2 separate regions of the Homo sapiens genome follow, and region 1 is linked to region 2. Evidence: chromatin loops called from intact Hi-C (ENCODE). Cell type or tissue: gastrocnemius medialis. All regions are shown on one strand. Each heading gives the region's core, and the rest is flanking DNA. Links, peaks and the distances in the headings are about the cores only. Region 1 has its middle 170 kb from the start of KIF2B. Region 2 has its middle 110 kb from the start of KIF2B.

Evidence for each region. Hi-C counts contacts between places; a loop is a spot of excess contacts. Peaks named below come from ENCODE experiments on the same cell type or tissue, not always from the same donor. Only the 100,000 strongest peaks of a DNase experiment are listed, where the experiment ranks them.
Region 1: a loop joins it to region 2, with 2.2 times the contacts of the local background. A loop is called at or near these places in 5 of 110 quality-filtered maps.

Annotation. Positions count from the first base shown.
Region 1 is chr17:53,990,632-53,999,694 of GRCh38, forward strand. No RefSeq gene overlaps it. Among named protein-coding and RNA genes, the nearest start is that of KIF2B, 170 kb to the left of the region's middle. In gastrocnemius medialis, for the core only: no CTCF peak of the experiment used is centred there; no DNase peak of the experiment used is centred there; H3K27ac peaks cover 1,656 bases.
Region 2 is chr17:53,930,388-53,939,450 of GRCh38, forward strand. No RefSeq gene overlaps it. Among named protein-coding and RNA genes, the nearest start is that of KIF2B, 110 kb to the left of the region's middle. In gastrocnemius medialis, for the core only: no CTCF peak of the experiment used is centred there; no DNase peak of the experiment used is centred there; H3K4me3 peaks cover 722 bases; H3K27ac peaks cover 2,877 bases.

The DNA of each region.
Region 1 (9,063 bases), core at 702-8,701, 60 kb after region 2:
CTTTTACCTGAATTCCATCAACCCGTACTGTAGCTTCCATTAGGACTTTATTAGCAGGTTTCAATTTTACAATACTAGATCGGGGAAGTGTTCCCCAGCCAGACATCATATCCATTCCCATAAAGCATTCAGAAAAAGGAGACACGACTTCTTTATAGAAAGCCTGTTTAAGCTTTCCAACTTCCAGAATCCTCTCAACACTTATATTTTTATGTCCTTTCAATCTGATCACAGCCCACATCGGGGTTTCACCAATGAGTTCTGACACCACAGTGCCTGTGTTCCCATATCAAGGAGTCTCAGAAACTTATCTTCTAACCATTTCACCCAGTGCAAAGCGTTTGGGTCCCTAATAAAGTGTTAAGCCAAGAGACTCTTGCCATTTTGTTAATTTTTATTTAGATTAATCTGCCTGACCATTGGCCAAAATGATTACAGGCCAGAGTTTTCATTGTAATATTTGTCTTTCAGCTTTTAAAATTTCTTCTAACATGTGTAAATAGTGTGAACTTATTTGAATCCCTTTAATGTTGGAGGAGCAGCTAGGGCTTCCTTTGGCTCATTCAACTTTTGGGAGTGTTCTATTTAAACTATAGTTTTAACCTCATCAATGTCTGTTTTATTCATCCTGCTTCTTAATAACCATCCAAAGATTTTCTCACTGCTGGGATAAGTTTTGTTACTCTCCCCACTCCTCCCTGCCTCATTTTCCTCTTTTTTTTTGCTTCTATCAATATTTACTGTATTCATCTATTTTTTAATAATCATTTAGCCATCTCTACCCTGCTAAGACCAGTCCCTTGACTCACCTTAGCTTTTCCCCATTCTCTCGTTAACTAATCTAATATTTTTATTAGCGTCTGTAAGACCCATGAGGGGGAGCTAAGACAGCAAATTCCACAAGTCTCCTGAACTGTTGTTTGGTTTTGGAGTGATATGGTTATATGGGATGCCCATGTAAACAGGGACCCTTTAACCATGGCACTCAGCAGGACCTGGGTTACAGGCATAATCAGTGGGTGAATAGCCCAGCTATCATAAAGTCAGTCTCACATGGCTTGTACACAAAGCATATCTGTTACTTCATCTGGGGCTATTCCATTTGGCATTTATAGAGGAAGGTGGGCAGTCCCCCTCCTCAAAGTAAAGAGACTTTATAGTGGCCTTTATCCAGTCCACCAGGCTAGCTGTTCACTTGGAAATAATCTGTTGTGTGTCTGGATCATGTACAGTTATGTTTGATTTTTCCACAGTGAGCTGTGGATCCTGTATCAACCCAAACATCCTCTTTGAATTTGCAGCGTTTGAAGCCAAAGATACTGCCCCCAAATTAATTACTCTCACATCCGTTTTAGTAAAGGTTCTTTAAGAAGCTGATGATACTGATGCAGAAAATGAAACAATTCCTTCAGATTACATTCCCTGGTTTCAGGAAATTCTTTGTTTTCCCCTTCTTCCACTTTGACTGTCTCCTTGGTGACCAGAGGTCGAAGAGGTACTTTCTGTTGTCCTTGAATAATTTTTCCCATAGGAATCAGCTTTGAGGATAGAGTCAGAAGCTCAGATGCACTGGAATCTGAGCTTGGTCTAGCATCAAGGTCCTACCTAGCACTCTCTTTTAATTTCATTTTAACTGTTACAAATAACAATAACCAAGGGATGGCATATTTTGCCTTTTTCATATTAATTTTCATTTTCCTTATTAGTTTGCTTTTCTTACACATTCAGTGAACCAGCTTTCTGGGAGTCATATCCATCTCTACATCCCATTGGTAGCTTTTACCTTTAGTAACTGAGCACAGCACGGCTGCTGTTCCATACCGTGGGTGACCATGTGACCACCTAGAAATCTAAGGTTCCTTATCCTCTGCCCTTTCATTCTTTCTCTTCCCAAACCACATGCCTCTGTGAGCTAGTGCTGTTCTAGCAAATCCCACTTATCTGACACCAAATGCACAGCAAATAAATAAACTGTTTTTTTCTTCTATACTTAGACCACTCTCATTACCTCACTTCGGACAGTTGAATGTTTGTTTTTTCACACACGAAGCAGACACCAAATGATTATACCACCATTTAACTTAATTCCAACACTATCTACCTGGAGGTAGCATCAGATCCCACAAGTTGAGGGGTCAAATCCCACAAAACCACCATTCCACTTTTTATTCTAATTTTAAGTCCAGTCTGTGACCACTGCATCTAACAAAGTGGTTATAAATTAGAGGTTCTCATGACTCCCTCTTGAGGCTCAATTATTTGCTAGAATGGCTCACAGAACTCAGGAAAACAATTTATTTATTATAAAGTAAATTAAAATAATTACAAGTGGTGTCTTATAAAAGGATACAACCCAGGAACAGCCAGATGGAAGAGACCCACAGGCAAGGTATGCAAAAAGGGGCATGGAACATCTGTGCCCTCTGAGGAAGCTGCACGCTCAGTTCTCCAAGTGTTCTACAACCCGGAAGCTCTCTGAACTCTGTTGTTTTGGATTTTTATGGAGACTTTATTATGTAGCCATTATTGATTAAACCATTGCCATTGGTGATTGGATCAACCATCAGCCCCTCTCTCCTTGGAGGCCAGAAGTTGGAGCTGAAAGTTCTAACCCTCTAATCATATGGGTGCTTTTTCTGGCAACCAGTCCCCATCTTGAGGCTACTCGGGAGCCCACAGGCACCAGTCATCCTGTTAGCATACAGAAAGACACTTATCACATCTGAGATCCCAAGGATTTTAGGAGTTATATGACAGGATACAGGGGCAAAGACCCAATATATGTTTCTTATTTTTATTATGCCACAGTTGGGTGGATAGGTAAGTAGGCAGATAGATAGATAGAGAGTGAGATAGATCAACCAATAGATATATCAATTTTCAAAAAAGATGCTGATGTCTGAAGACAGATCTGACATCCTTAGCTAAGCCTCAATGTTATTAAAGACTGATCTGATGCTTACAACTATATGACACAGTTCTCTCATTAGACAAAACCAATCTCACTAAACACGTACCTCAGACAAGGTCACTGTGCAACCCAAAATAGCAAACAGTCCTCTCTCTCTTTAAATGAGAGACTTCTATGTTTTGCCATTTGTAGCTTTATTCCTACTTATCCCCACTTATAGATAAGATTTATTAAAATATTCAATCACAAAATTACCTCTACTTTCTGATAACGTCCAATCTAGAGCAAACCTCTGTTTTCTTAGAACCTCCCCAAAATTACTCAACCAAAGCTCAAATACTATAACAGCTTTTTCTAATCCCCTCTTACTGAGATACCCAACATTTCCCCATGGTGTACGATTGCCTTTGCTGCACTGAAGATACCTGAAGTTGAACAAGTTGTGAACAAGTTGGGTTTACCATATATACCATAGATATATATATATATATATATCTATGGTATATATACCATAAAATATATATATATTTTTAATATATGTATATATATGTGTATATATGGGTGTATATATAAATAAAATATGCATATATATGTATGTACATCCACATATATGCATATATACATAGATTTATATAAATATATGTTCACATACATGTAAATATATATGCTTATATATAATATATACATATATACCTACACATGCACACACACTTACACACATATATTGGCTTTATTTTTATTACAGGGATTTAACCTTACACAAATTGTGAAAATTGCTTAAACAGTCTCTTGTCACGATGTTATCTGCTAATACAATGCTGGATCTTGAAGTGCACAGGGCAAGAAGTTGGAAAAGGAAAGATGAATGTAAACCGGGTAAAAGCAAGAACAAGCTGTATCCCTGGAGACAGCAATATGGACTCATGTTTAGCTAAACATAGATACAGATGGTTACATATAGAAATATTTATAGATATGTCTGTATACACTGGTTAGTATACACACAAATATCTTCTGGCCCAAACAGCTGAGAGGGCCAACAAGTAAAGAAACTCCTGTAGCAATAAGCATACCTGGGTGTCTAGATTGTGGTTTCTAATATCATTTTTTAATAAAAGGAAACAAAACTACTGGGAAAATGGCTGATTCTAGAAGTGAAATGAGAAATATATGAGATGAGCCTACAACATCTTGTAGTGCCGGAAAGTAAGAAAGTGCTCAAAAACAAACCAACCACTATGATAGGGATGTCAGAGAGATAGGAGCCAACTGAAAGGGCTCCTAATGGCCAATATTAGAACAATTTAAGCAACAAAATGAAGTAGTATAGGATTATAACCCTAATAAGAACATAAATATTCATGAGTTTATATTGACACAAGTAAATGATTGAACAAAAGAAATAAGTAAATGGGGCAGAATAGACAAATCTCTCATGCAGAAGAATTCTGAATAATAGAAATAGATATTCTGCCCTTAAGAAGGTAGAGCATAATTTCCCATTCATAAATGTGAGCTGACTGTAAGGGGCTTTCTTCCAAAGAGTGCTGTATGGAAAGAGGAAGAAAAAAGAGTTACTTCACAATGGGGAAACCTGACCAACACTACCTCAAACCAGGTGATCAAAGTTAGCATCAACAGTGATTAATCATATTGATAGTAAGTACCTTGATAAGATATGAAAATATGGCAGTTTACTTTGGTGTTCTTCCTCCCAAAAACATATTATCGCAGTGTAACTAGGAAAGAGAAAGATAATCAGACAAATCACAACAGAGGGACATTCTACAAGATACATGACCAGTAATTTTCAAAGCTGTCAAAGTCATCAAAAACAACGGAAGTCTGTGAAACTGTGACAACCAAGAGGAGCCTAAGGAGGTGGGACTATTATGTGTAATTTGGTAATTCTAGATGAGACTCTAAAACAAAAAGAAAATACTGGAAAAAAATTAAAGAAAAAGTATGAACTTTATAATATAATGTACAAATATTTATTACTTATAACCAATATATCATACTAATATAAGATGTTAATAATAGGCATAAATAGGTATGGGGCATATGAAAACCCTATCTTCACAATAATGTTGTAAATCTAAAACTGTTCTATAATAAAAGGCTTATTTAAAAAACTAAATGACCAGTTGGAACTCATAAGTATTAACTAGGCTGAGAAAGATGGACTATGACTTGTGTCAGTTCTTGTTTCCCTTGACCTTGATGGCATGGGTGTCCTGCAGAAGCTAGGGCCCTTCCCCTTGGAGCTAAACACCCACACCTGGCACAAGAGTCAGAGAATCTGAAGGAGGATCCTAGGGAAGAAGGAACTATTGCACGCCCTTTCTCGGCTCTGTGCCCATGAAGTGGGTCAGTAGGTAACTGGCGTGTATGAGCTTCCACAGGGCTGCTGCTTCACCTCTACACTTCAAATCTCACACAAGAATCTGCAGTTAACCCATGCAAAAGGAAAAGAGAAGTGAAATTGTAGAAAATGTGGTTCAGCATAGCCAAGCTGGCACATAACAAATCCACCACACAATTGCACATAGACATTGTTCAATAGGGCAGCGATGTCACAATATAAACTAAACACACAACCCCGAGAAGGATAGAGCAGACTTAAATGCATATTAAAGTATTTATTATAAATTTTCATTGTTTCTTTGGAATAGATTTTGATAGAAAGAGGATAGCCAGAGACAATGCGAATTTAATAGTGTCCCTGATGGAAAATAGAAAGAAAGCAGAGAAGAGAACTAATAGATGGACATGAGAGAAAACAGACTTTGGCTCAATGCCAAGATTCAGCATTAATCTAAAAGAATATTTTTTCTTCTCCTGTATAAAAATGCTTATATTAACCTAATAAATATTGATATATTGATATTATTATTTGTTAGAGCTCTCATTCAAGAATGGCTATCATGCTAAATAGTTGACATAAAATGTAATGGTCACCTGGCTAGTTTCCAAAAGCAATTCAGAACTAGGAATGTATTAATATGATTCAATCAACACAATTGCTTTATCTTAATTTTACATCTTAACTCAAAAATTTAAAAGCTGGCCTAAAGTCATTTCCTGGCTACCTTCTTTGTCATTGGGACCATAGGGGTTTATTGACTCTTTAAGCTGTGATTTTCTCAGGACTGAGACAGTCTCTCAACTCGACTGTACAATTTTTGCAATAAGAAATCACACACAATATGTCTTAATCCAATCTCTCTATCTCCAACAATTTGCAAAGTGTCCAGCACATAACAGGGTCCAATAAATATTTGTTAAACAAGCTATTTAATGGTGTGGGTAAACTTGCAAATAAAAAATTAAGATTATACTAGCAGGATGGTTTATTAATAGGTTATGAGCTTTGGAGTCAGGCAACTCTGCCACTTGAGCCTTGGGCTGGTTATTTAACATCTAAAATAAAAATACATATAATCCATGCACTGATGATTCACAGTTTTATGTTTTTAGCCCTGAACTACAGTTCTGTATATCCAGTTGTCTGCTTGACATTTTCATTTGGACATCTAGTAGACTTGGCAGACTCAACATATCCAAGAATAAGCTCCACATGAGTTCATCCCCTATAAATACAGGCTTTTATGGACAGTTCCATGTTTATTAAGTCTAACTCCATTCTTCTAGTTACTTATGCCTAACATTTGATGTCATATCTAATCCCTCATTTACTATCAACTCTAGAACTAGTTCATCAGCAAATTTTGTTTTCTCTGTTTTCAAAATGCTTACAATGTGACCACTTTCCACTGTCCCTACTACTGTCATTCTGGTATCAGCCACTATCTTGACATGATTATGCCAATAGGGTCTTCCTGGTCTCCCTACTCCTGTCATTGCTGTCTTGCGGTGTGTCCTCAAACCAGCAGCCAGAGTTATTTCATTAAAAACATAAGTCAAGCTTATGTTTCTACTGGGAGTCAAAGTCAAATTCTTCACTGAGCTACAATGCCCTATAAAGTCTGTATCCCCAACCCTTCATTATCTTCTACAAGTTTGTCCCTTATACTCTCAGTCCAGCCACACTGACCTTCTTAGGATTCAGTTTTACTTGCAACAAACTAGGTATAATGATAATAATGCCTAACCTAGATCTTATTCAATGTATTAAATGAGAAAATATGTATATGAAGAGTTTAGCACAGAGCCTGGCTTCTGGGAAGCAGTAATATGAGTGAATAGTGGCTGTTATTATTTTTGAAGCTGTTATCATCATCACCACTATTATTGTTTCCCAAGGAAGCAGCCTTTGAAGACAGTATACTTGCCTTGATTATTGACCTCTTCAACGATGCGACTCAAAATCACTTTTAACTGCTTCCCCCAAGTAAAATTTGTAGAAAAATTTGCTTCAGACCCTGGAGGGACTTCCAACATGCAACTTCAAAATTATCTGGGTTTCAGGAACAACACTTGCAAAACACGATTTGGTTGGGTAAACAGTCAATTAATCATATAAGTTCTAGTAATTTTTTTAATCAGCTGTATTACTGTAGTCATTCTTTATACAACGGAAAGTATAATGCATTTTGATTCAAATTTGATTAATATCCTGAACATCAGCAATAAATACAATTTAAATTTAGGTTATGCTTTTGTTTCCTTTCTGAGACATTTTTCAAAGATGGGAGCAAGTGGAAGTTTTTATTACTGTTATTGTTGCTGTTTATTTGTTCACTTGTTTCTCAGCTTATCTTTGTGTCCAGGTTTCAGAACATAGAAAGAATTCTGACACCAGTTTATCCTGCTGCCTAATGGTAAACTTGGGAATCAGAGTTTTTTTTTAAATACTTCTACCATTAATTTGCTTAAAATCAGGACGCAAATTCATGTCTCTATGTCTTATGGTAGAATTCCAAACCTTGTGAGATGTTGGGAAATTTCAAGTAATATAGTTTAAAGTTATAAAAATCTTTAGCAATTTGTGGCACTCTATTATAATTGACAGGTTACTTATCTCTTTTCCTTCTTATATTTTAATTAATAGAAGCTCAATATATGTCTATTGAATGTTGACTGAATTGAATGAGGCTACATTAAACAGAATTCATAATACTTTACTCAGAAATGTATCACTGTAAATAAGATTAGAAGGCAGAAAACTTTGGATCTCTTGTAATTCATAATCCAACTTTGAATTTCTAGACTTTGTTTATGTTAGTAATAAGATGTAATGACCTCCCAGGGTACAGCCTCCCTATATACTGCCTCACTGATCCGTTCTAGAGAGTGCAGGTCCTGTGCAATGTAACTCTCAACTTGCCTACTCTTGTAGCATGCACATACACACTCTACCTCATAGACATCCATACACTCACACACTCACACAGCCATATTCAAGACTATTATCAGCAAAAGAACTTCACCCTTTACAAAACGCATTCAAGATCTGAGTTTTCACATGGAAGTGAAACATGGAAGTTTTAAAATTATAAAATGCATGTAGGCATCAGCCATGTTTACAAGTGTCAAAACATTTTTTTTTTCCTTTTTTCCTTTAAGATAGAGCCTCACTCTGTTGACCAGGCGGGAATGTAGTGGCATGATCATGGTTTGCTGAAGGTTTGACCTCCTTGGGTTCAGGTGATCCTCCCACCTCAGACTCCTGAGTAGTTGTGACAAAGGAGGACGAATGCAGGAATAAGGACAAAGACAAAAGAGTATATTTGCAATAAGAAGTCAGGGGGGTCCTTGCTTCTAGTGAATGAGGGCCCGAGCCTTTATAGCCCTTCGCATTTTTGAGTAAAGGAGATAGGGAGAAGGGGGTATTCTGGTCAGCTGCTTGACTTAATGCAGGCCTGCATGACTTCATTCTTTGAACAGTAGTCTCCAGGTGTTCCTCAAGGAGAACAGTGCCAGGGAGTGACTGCCCCCAGCAAACCTTCTGGCAACAGGCACAGAAGCGAGTTTGCTCACATTCTGCGCTCATGATAAACAGTTTGCTGTTTGATCATATAGCCTTCAGTGGAATGCCGTGTTAGTCACAACTCTCAGGCCTTCGGCTCCCTACAGCATGCCACCAAGCCTGGCTAATTTTTGGATTTTTATTAGAGATGGAGTTTCACCATGTTGCCCAAGCCGGTCTTGAACTCCTGGGTTTAGGCGATCCACCTGCCTCAGCCTCC
Region 2 (9,063 bases), core at 500-8,499:
TGAGAATGATTCATGTGCTGAGGAAAGAATGTGTATTCTGCAGCTAGCTGTTGGATGAAATGTTCTGTAAAGACTTGTTAGTTCCATTATATCTATAGTGCAGATTACGTCCAATGTTTCTTTCTTGATTTTCAGTCTAGATGATATTTCCAATGCTAAGAGTAAGATATTGAAGTCTCCAGCTATTATTTTATTGGAGTCTAACTTTTCTTTAGTTTTAATACTATTTGCTTTATATATCTGGTTGCTTCAGTTTGGGGTTCATATATATTTACAATTGCTATATTCTCCTGCTGAACTGACACCTTTGTCATTATATAATAGTACTCTTTGTCTCCCTTTTTATAGTTTTGGTCTTGAAATCTATTTTGTCTACTTCATCAATTCTGCTATTAAGACACAGGGAGGGGAACGTCACACACCGGGGCCTGTCAGGGTGTGGGGGGCTGGGGGAGGGATAATATTAGGAGAAATACCTAATGTAAATGATGAGTTGATGGGTGCGCAACATGGCACATGTATACCTATGTAACAAATCTGCACGTTGTGCACATGCACCCCAGAATTTAAAGTATAATAAAAAAAAGAAACTTCTATGTATTCTTCAGTATGTCGATTGCATTTTTCAACCACAGAATTTCTGATTGATTCTTTTTAATTATTTTAATCTCCTCGTTGGATTTAGCTGATACAATTCTGAAATGCTTCTCTGTGTTATTTTGAATTATTTTGAGTTTCATCGAAACAACTATTTTGAATTCCCTGTCTGAAAGATCATATATTTCTTTTTCTCCAAGATTGGTCTCTGGTGCCTTATTTGGTTCATTTGGTGAGGTCATGTTTTCTTGGATGTTACTGAGGCTTGTGGATGTTTGCTGGTGTCTGAGCATTGAATAGTTAAATATTTATTGTAGCCTTTGCAGTCTGGGCTTGTTTCTACCCATATTCCTTGGGAAAGGTTTCCGGGTATTAGAAGGGACTTGGGCATTGTGATATAAGCCATATCTGCATTAGGGGGCTACCCAAACCCAGTAACCCTACAGTTCTTGCAGACTAGTAGATGTACCACTTCGGTGGTCTTGGACAAAATACAAATAAATTATCTGTATTAACAGGCAGACAATCTTGTTCTCTTCCCTCACCTACTCCCAGTCAAACAGAGTTTGTCTCTCTCTGTGCTGAGCCACCTGGAGCTGGGGGAGGGAGAACACAAGCAACCCTGTGGCCACTTCCACTCGGACATTGCTGGGTCAGACTTGAAGCCAGCACAGAACTGGATATTGCTCAAGTCCTGCTATACTCACTCCCTGGCTACTGCCTATATTTTCTCAAGGCCCTAGGGCTCTGCAATCAGCAGGTGGGGAAGCCAGACGGACTTGTATCCTTCCCTTCAAGGTAGCTAGTTCCTCCAGGCCCCAGGTGAGTCCAGAGATGTCATCTGGGAGCCAGGGACTAGAGTCAAAACTTTAGAAATCTACTTGGTGTTCTATTCTATTATAGCTAAGCTGTCACTCAAAACATGAGACAAGTTCCTTCCCACTCTCTTCTCTCTTTTCCACAGGCAGCAAGCCTCTCTCCATGGCCACCACCACAGACCCACCATGGTTACTGCTCGGCTACCTCTAATGTACACCTAATGTCCAAGGGCTCATCAGGCAGTTTATGGTGACTGCTGCTAGAACTGGGACACACCCTTCAGGGCAGTAGGCTCCCCGCTGGTCCAAAGCCAGTCCGGGAATACTATCCAAGAGCCACAGCCTGGAACTAGGAACCCCAAGAGTCCACTTGGTGCTCTACCCTACTGTGGCTGAACTGGTGCCTGAAGTCATCACACCTCAGAGTCTCACTGAAGGCCCACGGTTTACCATCTGGGTATTCCTGCTTGGTTCTTGAGGCCCAAGGGCTCTTTAGTGAGCAGGTGATAAATTCTGCCAGGACTGACTCCTCCTCTTCAAGGCAGGAGCTCAAGGACATGTTGTCCAAGAGCTAGGGCCTCACAGCTCTGCCCTGTGCCCTATCCTACTGTGGCTGAGATGATATACAAGATGCAAGACAAAGTCTTCTTTTGGAAGAAAGATTTCCCTTTCCTCAAGTAGAAGAAAGGAGACACTTTCATTACTCCAAGTTGTGCTTCCTGGTGTTGAGGGAGGGGTGGTGCAAGTTCTTGCTTAGCCACCCCAGCTGGTGTTCTATGTCCACTGGCTCTAAGCCCAGCACAGCAGTAGGAGTGTTAGGAATTGGAGTCCTTGTGGCCTAGACTGCCTTTTAAGTTTATTTAAGGCTCCAGAGCACTTTAGCTCACGGTGGTGAGGCTTGCTGACACGTAATTTCTGACCTTTGGGATGATCACTGGCTAGGGCTTTTCCAAATGCTCCCTTTTGGTGGGTGGTGGTAAGTTGAGTTCAGTCCAGTTTTGCTTCCCACTGTGATAGGGCAGTACTGAGTTCAATGCTGGGTCTCAAAATGTTGCATTCTCTCTCCTGCATGTGCACAGATTCCCTGTGCCATGCAGAAACTGCCAGGGGGTCGGGGAGGGGCAGTGTCAGCAATTCAAGACTGTCTTTCTTACCCTCTTTAGTGCCTTTCAGTGATGCAAAGTTAAAACCAGGTAATGTGATTGCTTACCTAATTTTTGGTTCTTATGAAGGTGCTTTCTGTGTGAACATACTTGTTGAACTGGTGTTCCTTTTGGGGGTACAATCAGTGAAGGCATCTATTTGGGCATCTTGCTCTACCCCACGTATTTTTGATTTACACAAATACTGGCTGAAAAACTTTACATTGCTAGTCAACTTCTGATTCAAAGTCAATAAATTAATCAGATCATGGACATCTCTAATAATCCTCAGACACTCACACACATATGTCTAACTGATAATATTCTTACCCTTTTTGTGATAACACAGCTGCTAACTTTATAGAGATGGGTATACTGTGCAAATCGAATGGCCAGACTCAATATTTTCCCGATAGTCTCTTCATTGAAGTTCTTCAGGGACCCCCCCTATTTATAATAAAGTCATAGCTAACTCGGATATTGACTTACTGATATTCTTATGTCAAAATCCAAACTAAATTGAAGATCTTCACAAACAACTGGAATCTCTATGAACTAAAATGTCTACTAATACCAACAGAATTCTAGTGACTAAGCCTATGAAGGTTCAGATAGACCCATCCAGACCTCTACCAAAGCTTTGACAACACCCTCTAAAGCTGCGACAAAGAAAAGACTAAATCAATAAAAGACACGTTATACCTGTGCCAGCCATTCTAATACTTCTATCCTCCAAGTCAAGAGGAACCCAACAGACAAGAATATATATTATTTTGAGAATACTAGTTAACAAAATTTCCCCCAACATATATATATATGTGTGTATATATATGTGTGTGTGTGTATAACTTTATATAAGTATAAATAAAATAGTTATTCCCCATGGTATCCACAACAAATCATTTTATATTTAGTGTCATGAGGCTATATAATTTACAGTTCTGGATTTGGGTCCTGCTTTCTTTGTTGTCCCTTTAGATCAAAAAACTTCCTACCTCTGCCTTTGCCTGACAAGGTCAACAATATAAATAGGCATCTATACTTCAGAATTTAGTAAGTTTCCTTCTTTTCACAAGTTATTTACCAGGGTTTTAATGACTTTACAATTCCTTTAGATTCCATTGTATTTCCATACCTGGATGACCTTTGGCCATGTACTAAAGAAGACCTGAATTTAAAGATCAAGTTCTATCCACATACCATTTTAGCTCGAAAAGAATATAAATATTTTCTAAAATAAATTGCAATTTTATCAATAAATGTGTATTAACTAAGACGTAATATATGACAGAAGGTAATACATTGCTTACTTTTGATAGGCTAAAAACCATACAAAACTTTCAGAAGCCAGACACTAGGAGAAAATTTAAATAATTTCTACTCTCATTAGCTACTGCAGGCAATGAATTCCCAACCTTTCTGAAATTGCCAGACTTCTTTATGACCTAAATGTTCAACAACCAAATTTCTTCCTTGGGAATATACGCATTGGCACATATTTTACTCAGTGATATAGAGAACTGTGAAGAATGTTATTCCATAACATACAACAATGACAAAAGATGTCAGCAAACAATAAGTTTATTATTTTTCTTAAACTCAGCAGAGAGCTGACGTAGTAGAACAGTGAAATGGCCTAAAACTGGAGAAGAGACAAGTGCCTGAAAGAAGTATGAGCTGTAAGTTGTGGCTTAATTGTTCAGGACACAGGAACTGGAAAGATAGTTCAGTAAGGTTGATTGGTGTATCAGTGGAGTCTGAGTGCACATTAACAAGGGAGGGTGACACCTCTAGAGGCTGCAAACATAGAGGCATTCTACACACTCTTGTGGGAATCTTTCCATTAACCCAACTGACTTAAATCATTAGAAAAGTCTTTTTAATGGTGCAGGCTTTAGGGAAGGGAACAGCAACCGCTGCAGGAAGTCACAAAACTCTCCTACATTGGCTCTTCTAATCTAAATCTCCTATGAAACAAAAACCTTAATATGTGAGAGGAGAGGGCATGGCAACAAACATAGCCATGATTAGGGTACTGGTGAAGATCTATTGCAGCCAGGAGAAGGGAACAGGGGGAAAAAAGCTTTTTACCCTAGCAAAGGGGCGGGGATATTTACTGGTGTCAGAAATATACCAGGATAGAAGTGGTAGTACTGAGAAGGGAACACTCTTGAAACCTAGGATATGATGCCAAAGACAGAGGCTTAATCAGAACCACAGAGAACACTCTGTACTCTCAACCACAAAACTAACAAATATCAAATAACAGGTTAACTGCAAGAGATAGCCTTTCTTCTGAGGTACAGTGTAAAGGGAAGATCTAAACCTGAGGACGGAGCAGCAATTGGGGAAAAATTAAAAACCAAAATCCCTGACAAACCAGCCCTATCCTAAATCAAGGTGTTCCTGAAGATTTTAAATCCTGTGTTAAAAGGAAGGTAACCATAGCAAAAACTTTAAACTTCTCCCAACTCCCACTTAGACTAACTTAAATCCCATACTAAAGGTGTGTCTATCTCTAAGTATAAAATATATTTACTTCAGTCTCTACTGTCCTACACAATATGTCTCCTTGTTTTAAAAAAAAAAGCAAGAAAAAAAGCATACTATCAAGAAACAAAAAAAAATTAACTCCAGACCCATATATGACAGATGTTGAAATTTCTCATTTAAAATTATTATAATTAAAATGTTAAAGGTATAATAAAGAAGTAAGGAAACATACTAGATTAGATGAATGATTTCAGCAGAAAGATTAAAACTACTTTTAAAAAAATCACATGTAAACACTAGAAATAAATTGAAAAAAAAAAAAACCAGTACAGAATTCTTCTGAGAGGCTCATCAGTAGTCTAGATACAGTCAAGCAAAGATTTACGGGACCTGAAGATAGGTCAGTAGAAATTATCTAACTTAAACACAAAGAGGACAAAAGAGTGAAAAAGCAAAGAACACAAATAAACAACAACAACAAAAACAGCACAGAGCATCCAAGAATGTGAACATCATCCAACTCTTTCCTATACACATAATTGCAATATATGAAGAACGGAACAGAATACATTTGAAAAAATAAGCTTATTTTTTTTCCAAACTTAATAACAGACATAAATCCAAGAGGTTCAGAAAACACTAAGGGGGAAATTACCACCCATAGATGCATCATATTCAAACTGCTTAAATAAAGACAGAGACACTTTTGAAGGAAGTCACATGAAAAAATACACATTAAATATGACCAGAGATAAAAATTACAATCGGCTTCTCAGAAACCATGCAAACTGAAAGACAAAGGACTAGCACTTTGAATGAACCAAAATAAAAATGGCAGCTTAGAATTCTATATCTAGTGAAAATATTTTTCTAAAATAAAAGAGAAATAAAGTATTTCTCAGATAAATGCTGAGGGATACCCACTCTCCAAGAAAAATTAAAGACAGACCTTTAGGTAGAAGGAATATGATTTCAGACAGAAATTTGTTTCTATATAAAGTAATGAAGAACACTCAAAATGCATAGTATTGCCTTCAAAAACTTCCCCAGTATCAATCAATTCCATCCCTTGAAAAACTTGCTATAAATCACCTGGACCCAGATCGCAGGTATTCTGTACCATGTTTTTCATTTGCAGCATTTTCATTTGATTATTCCTTAGAGTTTACATTTCTCTTCTGAAAACATCTCCCCCGATGACCTCTTTCAGAGGCACATTTAAGGCTCCACTGAAAGGTCTTTGACTTGCACAATAAATAATATGTCTCCTTATTTTTGCAGGCTTCACACTATGAATACATTCCAAGGAGAATGTATGTCAGTTCAAACATCGGCAAATAATTTGGCCATTCCCAGTGAAGTGAAAGACATGCATACTGTTGAACTAAGAATTCCACTTTTAGGTTTTACTTTACATGAATTCACTCACGCATAAGAAAGCACATGCAATGATGTCCATCACTACACTGTTTATAGGGTGAAAATGTGGAAGCAATGCAGTGGAACCTCAAGTTCAGAAAACCTACATACATTTTGTTATGATGACAAAATGGAATTCTGTCAAGCAGTGAATATTAATAATGCAGATCTGATATATGAATAATCTTATAAATCTTATAAATTATTTTGTATTTAAAAGTTATATGCAATGCAATATACATATACAAATGGAGTCATTATATAAAATTCCTTTTTTGTGTATAGATCAAACAAGGTCAAATATCATCAGCTTCATGGTATTCCACCTAATCAAATTTAAAATACATTTAAAGAATAATATATGGTTTGTGGAGACGTAGCTAAAGAACAGCTTGCTAGCTAACTAAATTTGTTGGCCATATAATATGTGTAAAACATTGTTATAAGCATTTCATATATATTAATTTATTTAATTCACACAATCAATAATCTTATCAGGTAGAAAATAATATTATTTGTCCTCATTTCTATTGATGAGGCCAATAAAGAAGAAAACTGCATGCCTGGGAGAAAGAACATCCATCTTATTTTAGAGGTTATCCCTGGGAAGAAGGAATATGGGGTCGTTTGATGGGTGGGAGGATCTTACTTATGTATTATTACAAATAAACAAAGGGGAAAAAATCCACAAGAGAATGGGAGACCTGAAGGTAATGTGATAAAATGGCATAATCCATTTTATATCTCAGCAGTATATTATTCATATATATTTTGTATACTTTTCTGAATGTTTGAAATCTCTATTTTTTTATTTCAAAGGAGAGATGACCCAAACTCTTTGTGACTCACTCCCCCATAATTTCCTATCCTCTTTCTCCTCCAGCAGATATCAGTCTTTAAGTGATCTTCAAAGTCCTTCATAACAGCCCTTAGTAATAACAACAGACACTTATATGTCCAAAAAGTATCTGTAAGAAGTACAAAGAAAAAATACTTAAAAAAAAAAAGAAAAAGAAAACTTCCTCCCCCCGAAAAAATATATATGTATGTATTCCTACTCTGCAGGTACTTTGAGAGTGGCTCAAGAAATATTTCAGTGTTCCAAAAATCATAGAAGTATTTAGCTTCCTGCCTATGAAAGATAATTTCTCTTTGAAATTATTCAGCTGGGAAGCAGTAGAAGGTAACAGAAAGCTCAGTGAAAGCAAACTAAATATAGGGAAGTAATCAATTCACTCAAATAATGAAACTATTGTAGCACAGGGGCACTTCCAAATTAGAAAAAAACATCATAGTAGGAGATGCTCCTTGTTAATTTTTTAAAGTGTCAATCTGTTTAAGGGTTAAAGGACAAAAAATATATATGGTTGATGTTCCTCCTAGTAAATTTGTTTTTAAGTGTGAGTCATCTGAAAGGTCATAGGACAAAATATTTTATTAACCGTTATTTTAATAATTGTGGTTGGAATTTTAAATATATTGAGGACAAGAGTTAGAGACCTGGGTTTCTCTAGAAGTGCAATGTTCCTTAGGACAATTTCCCTTCAATGAGTTTTTAAAACAGAAACCGCTGAGGGGAGTGCTCTTTCCTGGGAGCAAACCCAGCTTCACCATGCTCTATCCCTAAAGCAAATGAAAGTGTATGATGCCTTGAAGATGGTAGGTTTAATCCTAACTCCAGCCTTGGCCAGCTTCACTTTCTCCCTTCTGACTCTTTTCCCGGGTAAGATAAATTAAGACCTATAACTGATTCTCTGATTTGGGAAGTTTCAGAAAAGATGGATTCAACCATTGGGAGAATGATGTTTGCTCTTGCTTGTCATTTTTATCTTTATGCGACCTTGTTTTTATGCTCCATCTGCTTGTCTCACTGGAGGCCTTTACCTTAGCATTAGAGATAGAAATAGTCTAGATTTTTAAGACTGTTGCTGATTCTTTCTGGTGGAATTGGTTTAAAAGATGGATGCCTAGGACAAAGGCTGATCTGTGTTTGAAGGTAAAGCCAAACAAACTCATTCATGCTCAGTCGGAATGTGAATTTTCTGTAATTAACATTATACTTTCACTAATGAAACAAACCTTTAATATCAAGCCCTGAGCCCAGTCTTTAATACTTATGATAACTTCATAAATATATACGATAGATTCTTCCCTCAATATCTCCGAGAAAATAATCTATATCTAAAAGGTTTTTAAACTTTAATCTGAGAGAAGGATTTAGTGTCAGTTATAGTCTCTTTCCTTTTCTTATTTTACTAATAGTAGAACAGATACCTTGGGTCTTCAATCAGACTATGCGTCTTTTTATTATATAGTCCAGTTTTTCCAAATGTATAAATTAGTGCCCACAGTAAGAAACATATTTCATATTTTATATTATATTTACTTAAATATATGTGTGAATGCATATGTATGTATATATTACATATACAGATATGTATCTATATGAAACAACAGCTCCAAGAAGCAATACTTACCTTAGTACATCTAATGTACTCTAATATTTCTATTCTAATCCTTTCTTTTTCAAATTAAAAATGGACTGGGGCTGGGTACAGTGACTGACACCTATAATCTCAGCACTTTGGGAGGCC